2 separate regions of the Mus musculus genome follow, and region 1 is linked to region 2. A link is a loop called in an ENCODE intact Hi-C map of the cell type or tissue named here. Cell type or tissue: heart. All regions are shown on one strand. Links, peaks and the distances in the headings refer to the core of each region. The heading gives the core; the rest is flanking DNA.

Region 1 (2,914 bases), core at 161-2,660, 100 kb before region 2:
GCACATAAGGGTGATAAGTGATGCTAGTGATAATAGTAGTTTCTGGTGTATTCGGCGTCAGACAGACATACCATGACAAAAATAGATAAACATCAACTCAGCCTTTATAACGCCAATTAGGATGATACGGTCACCCCCCTTTCAAAGAGAAGGAAACAGACTAGGAAATTCATTGAACATGTGATAGGATACTCTACTGACATGCTGTGGGACAGAAGCTACATAGCCTGTCATACATGTTTTCTTAACAGACACAACCTTGTGCCTCTGAGAGCTAAAAGCTAAGAATGTGTTCTAGATCTTGGCGGCTCCCCTTCAAACTTCAAGTTGTTCACTAGTGTTTTTCTTCTCTGGAGGCTCATTCTGCTTCCCATGCTACACAGCTCCAAACCACAGCCGGACTTTCCCCTTCCGTGTCGAGGGTTCCCAGTCTCCCGCTCAGGAGCCTTACCTACATTGGTATCTTTCTGTCTGTTTTAGGTAGTTTTCATCAGTTGATTTATAGCACAGCTTGCCTCTCCATCACTGATTTCTTTTTTTAACTTAGATTTTACCCCTCCTTTCTTTTGGCTTACCTCTGGCTGTATTATAGTGTACAGCACAGGAGTGATGCTTCGGAATCCTGGCGGTCACTGTCTAACAGAGTCCTGGATACTATACGTATTGGGTAGAACTAGACGCGATGCAGTGCTCCCTGTGTGCACCATTGAACTTGCTGTGTCTCTTTCCTCTCAGCTCTTTTCTACTGTCAGACTTGATGTAGACTTAATGATTTTGTGTCTACACAAAGGATGCAGTCATCCCAAATATCCATCCTTGATGTATCAGTTACTCTTACAACTACTTTATAGAGTATATTACTTCTCTATATAACGGCTATATTTGCTTTTTTGTTTTGCTACTTAGCAATTGGAAAACATATCAGAATGCTAAAACAATATAGTATGGAACTACCTGTTTTTACTTGAACTTACAGCACATGAATAAATAGGTGCTCATGTAGTAATAATAACCAGCATGCTTTAGCCTTCAGAGTCTGTTTTGTTCTTACGGCCGTTCTTTCTGCAGTTTTATATTCTTTACCCCAGGGCTAATGAGGCTCTTTCATTGTGACCTGCAGTATCCTGCATATTACACAGTTGAGTCCTGCCATCTAGGCTGGCTTTCTGCTTCATTTTGCTCCTGACCTGCCTCCCCCCCCCCCCAACCCCCAACACACACACACACCCCAATGCTATTCCAGGCCTGGCCTCTCATGACCAGAGACTGCTGACTCATCCTGGCCTGTGCCAAGCTGTGCAGTCGCTTAGTGATGTGGACAGGAGTCGAAGGACTAGAATGAGCTCACCGAACTCATTTCACTTGTTGCTTACGGTACAGTCCAGCATGAGCTGGAAATGTAGGAACCTCAGCCTCCCGAGCAGAAAGAGTAAGTAGATTACACACAACCCCATCGTCAAGTCCTCAACAAGCAGGGGACGGTGTTGGGTGGGGGCTTGCTTCTCATGGCTCTTGGCTATGGCTAGGGCATTCTGGGTCATCAGGAGTTTCCCTTTGTCCTCTTTTCTTCCTCTCCTCCACAGTTGCACCCTCTCCCCACCCCCACCCCCACCCCACACCCTCCCTGAACTTCCCTTCTGAAAATGTCCGGATGGTAGAGCAATGATCTGGGCAGAAATGAAATTTTGTTAATAAGCAGCCTCCGCACGAAACCCTGGAACACAGACTCTGTGAAACTGCTTAGAGTAGCCTGTATCCTGGGAACTCACGTGAACTTCCCAACAGAATTCAAGGACATGAGAAAAGCTTCCCTACCTCCCTTCTTGAGTCTCTTTTCTTTCTGTTTTAAGAGAGGTAGTTTCAGGAGACATGGCTGCATTCTGGTGTGGTGCAAAGTTTTCCGTCGGGAGACAATAATGTACATTCCTCTGGCAGGATGGGATAGTTTTTTTTTTTTTGTTTTTTTTTTTTTTTTTTTGGTGTGTGTTTCTCTTGCTGTTGTTTATTTATAAGACATTTCCTCTCAGTTAGTGGAAGTTAGATCGTAAGAGGCTCCAGTGATTTTCCTTCCACCTCCCCTCCCTAATTTCTGTGCTTCAGCACTCTGGAACACTGTGAACTCGACAGACTAATCAGAGCAGGGAGCTTAGCAGCCAGGCCTGGACACTCTCAAGAGACTGTGTGACTCTCAGCCGTCACTCCCTGGATCAGGAACCACAGTCCTGGTGAGTGGGGGGGAGCTTCCAGACTCTGATGTATCAAGGATTCTATTCTTGGTGTCTCTGAGGCAGGCAGGAAATAAAGGGTATTTTAAAAGAAAAAAAAACATTTAAAAAAGCCTGCCAAACAATCAGAGTGGTAAGGAGTTTTAGTGTGTACAGCTGAGCGCACTCTGGACAAGGGCAGAGCCTTGAGGCTCTGCTTCGAAGCAGCCTGCAGGACTAGGGTTTGTGCTGCTGCCACAGAGGGCTGTCAGCTTTGACATGCCTAGCAAACATGCTGGTGGGAGGAGGAAGGTAGGTGAGTGACTGGGGCAGGGAGGAAGAGCTCAGGGTGGTGGGAGGGGGAAGTGAAAGTGGGAATAATTATTCATTTGAAGTTTCTCTCCCTCTGCTAACTTTTGATGCATTTCTGTTCTGAGCAGTTGTGCCATGTGCACAGCTAGCTGAGCCAGATAGAAAATCTGTAGTAGATGAGCCACAAAAAGTTTGCGAGGACTCTTCCTTTAGAGATCATTTCCTTGAGGCTGCTCTGAAACGTTAGGAGCCTCTCCCCATCTGACTTCAGGAAAACCTTATGTGTCACAGCCTATTCTTTATTCTTCTGTACTCATGGTACTGAGTAGAAGAATGCAGTGAGACTCCTTATATGGCTCCAGGGAAATTCATCGTCTTGACAAAGGAAACTGATGATT
Region 2 (2,914 bases), core at 143-2,642:
AATCTACCACGCTGCCTCAAAGCAGATGACACAGACTAGCCCTGTTTGGGGAGCCCAGTTCTTGTCAGCAAGGCTTCTCTGAAATTCAGACCCAGATATGTTCTCTTGCCAGTCCTTTACAATATTAAAAGTTAATCATCAGAAGGTGGTAATGTATTCCATTACTGACATTCTGTATTAAAAAGATGCTACATCACAGCCTCCATCCTGCCCTGCCCCATCTAACTCTCACCCAAGCCAGTCACCAACCCCTGTGATAACCCAGAAAATGCCTCAGTGCTGGGATTTTCCACTTTCATTAGAGTGCTAGTAGTCTCTTACCATGCTTCTAAGAGCTATGGCTACTGCTTGGCTTGGTTTTGATTAATTATGCACAGTTCTTTATTTAGTTTTCAGTCAACAAACGTTTATAGAAAGCCTGTAACAGTGCTTAGTTCTGGGAACTCCAAGATAAATGAGAAATGCCACCTTTCATTAAGAATGGCACAGTCTGGGGTTGAGAGAACAGCTCAAGCTGGAACACTTGTAGCTCAGTGAAGTGGAGCGGGAGTGCAGGCCTGGGCTTGCCCCACAGCAATGCAGAAAAAAAAAAGAAAGAAGCCCTCAGTGTTCTAGGGACGATGACCATGTGCAAAGGCTGTTTTGTGACCAGCACTGGAATTCAGGTATCTCCAAATGCTTACCCATAGAGAAGGTTCAAGCTGGCTCAGAAAGTGAAAATAGTGACTAGGGGTTTACCAAGTGGGCACAGGAGGAGAGAGAGAAAGGGGTTTGTTGTTAGAGAAAACAAGAGCATTTAAAAGTGAGAAGGCACCAAGTAACCGCCAGGTCTAGCTACTGAGTTCTCGAGTGTGCTAGCATGTGATAGACAGGAGTCAAGTCAAAGGGGCCTCTGATGCCAAGCAAAGGAGTTTAGACTTGATCGTACACCCCTGAAGATAGTTTAAAGAAACCTAAGGCAATTGCTTAAGACTTGAACTGTGCAGTGAGTGAACTGTGCAGTGAGTGGAGATGAGATGTCATTTCAGAGTGCTGACTCAGGCATTAACATTTGTGTAACTCAAGCATATCTTTGCCTTGCCCTTTAGGAGAAAGGCTGATGTTACCGTGGTTGCCAAACTTAAAGCCAAACCCATCCTTATGGGAGTTCCACTGAAGGCCTCAGTCTAGCATCACACTGAGCTGCTGCCTGCTAGCCTTGAGATGTACAGGGTTCTTCTGCCCACAGGGGGCATGGGATAGCTAGGAGAGAGAATATGAGAGACAAAAGCACTTTTAAATAATGGCTCTCTAAAGTCAATCAATTCCCGATTTCCTGTCATTTTTCCATTGCTGCCTTTTTCTAAGCAAAATTTCCAAGCCATTGAACTGAATTGAAACTTATGCACAGCCGGGTGTTGAAACAATTCAGTATATTCATTCCTTCTCTCTGAATTAGAGTTCACCATAAGTGTGCTTTTCTCTCGTTCACTCTGGGCTGCCAGGACAATTTTAAAGGAGAATTTCAGCAGCTTGTGTCTCACGTACCATGTTCTCTTTGCAAACTGGAGTATCTGCGTGGGTGTGTTTAAGTTGTCTCTATACTGCTTTCTAGAAAGGTTTGAGAAGATGCACACGATGAAGAGTAGGGACCTATTACAAACCCAGATCCCCCAGTGACCTGAGTGCAGAACGTAGGCTGGTGATCAGATGGTCAATTATGTGTTTGTCAAAACACAGTGGGCTGCATTCCAGACTGCCAGCTTTGGAGGCCCAGCTTCTGCCAACCAAATGTCATCTGGGAACATGCAACACTGGGCACTGTGAAGGAGTTTGAAATAGACCATGCCACAGCCAACCTACTGCCAGTCTTATAGCACCAATATGGCATGCACAGCCGGGCCCCATGTTTCAGAGCTCAGGAATTCACTGTACTCCATTCAAGGGGTCAGATGGGTTCATGTTTTCAAAGCCTATGTTCTCTGATTTGAACACTGTGACTTGTTCCTCAGCAATTTCCAAGGGATTTTTCCAGTCACATCTCTGTGGAAACCTCTCGCTCTGTGATGCTTATGAGAGCCTTGTGAAATGTCCCAGAGGAGAGAGGGTAAAAACAAACCTGCTCTCACAATGACGGACTCTTTAAGGGATTCCAGCTCTAAGGAAATTACATTAAAGGTGCATAGCTTTTAAAATATCAGGAACCACCTTGGCAACTTATAAAAAGCAGAAGGGCTTTGCCTATTTTATAAAGTGATTTGCATATACCTGCATAAATAATGTCCCCACCTGTACTTTTATGCATTTAGGTTGAATAAATTAAATTCAGTGATCTTTAAAGTATTCTGTGTCTTTCATTGCTCAGATACCATTTTCAAGACCCTTCCTCTTCACCCCACCCCCAGCCCTGAGATTGTAGTGGCTATTTGTTTTTTAATCTTTTGGCTAATTCTGAGAACTAAAGTACACTGCACATCAGTCTACAACAACCAGAAACATTATCTTCCGCTGCTTGAATTTCTCTTTTCCTTTCGATCATTGGGCCAAGTATTACTTTTTTTTTTCCACAAGAGTAAATGGAAGAGTATACCATTAATGTGAAAGCATAGCCCAGGGAAGGATTCATACACAGTCCAGAGATATTAGCCTTATAGTATTTTCATATTAACCTTTTCTTTCCTTTCTTTCCTTCTCCTGTTCCTTGGCTCCCATGCTGTTTCTCTGTCTCTGAACACGGTCTTAGTATGTAGTACTAGGCTGCCATAATTGGATTCATCTTTGCTTGCCTTGGTCATTGATAAGTTCATTCAGAAACCGCCTGTCTACCAACTCTATCAGTTATAACCTGGGCCTTTATGCCAAAGCCTGGTCAACAGACCAGCCATAACCGCATTCATCCTACAAGATATTAAGCATGTGCCGTTGTTTGAGACTA

Evidence for each region. Peaks named below come from ENCODE experiments on the same cell type or tissue, not always from the same donor. Only the 100,000 strongest peaks of a DNase experiment are listed, where the experiment ranks them.
Region 1: it touches region 2 in a loop (4-fold over the local background); 2 of 42 quality-filtered maps call a loop at or near these places.

What each region holds. Positions count from the first base shown.
Region 1 is chr16:43,361,748-43,364,661 of GRCm38, forward strand. All of the region lies in intron 4 of Zbtb20 (zinc finger and BTB domain containing 20), which reads left to right. It overlaps Gm9968 (predicted gene 9968), which reads right to left and starts at 1,919. Exons shown (of 2, transcript NR_167988.1): 1 at 1,816-1,919. In heart, for the core only: no CTCF peak of the experiment used is centred there; DNase peaks (open chromatin) are centred at 1,284 and 2,174; H3K4me3 peaks cover 997 bases; H3K27ac peaks cover 1,768 bases.
Region 2 is chr16:43,465,084-43,467,997 of GRCm38, forward strand. The region is part of intron 5 of Zbtb20 (zinc finger and BTB domain containing 20); the gene reads left to right. Among named protein-coding and RNA genes, the nearest start is that of Gm15713, 46 kb to the left of the region's middle. In heart, for the core only: a CTCF peak has its summit at 1,218; a DNase peak (open chromatin) is centred at 1,798.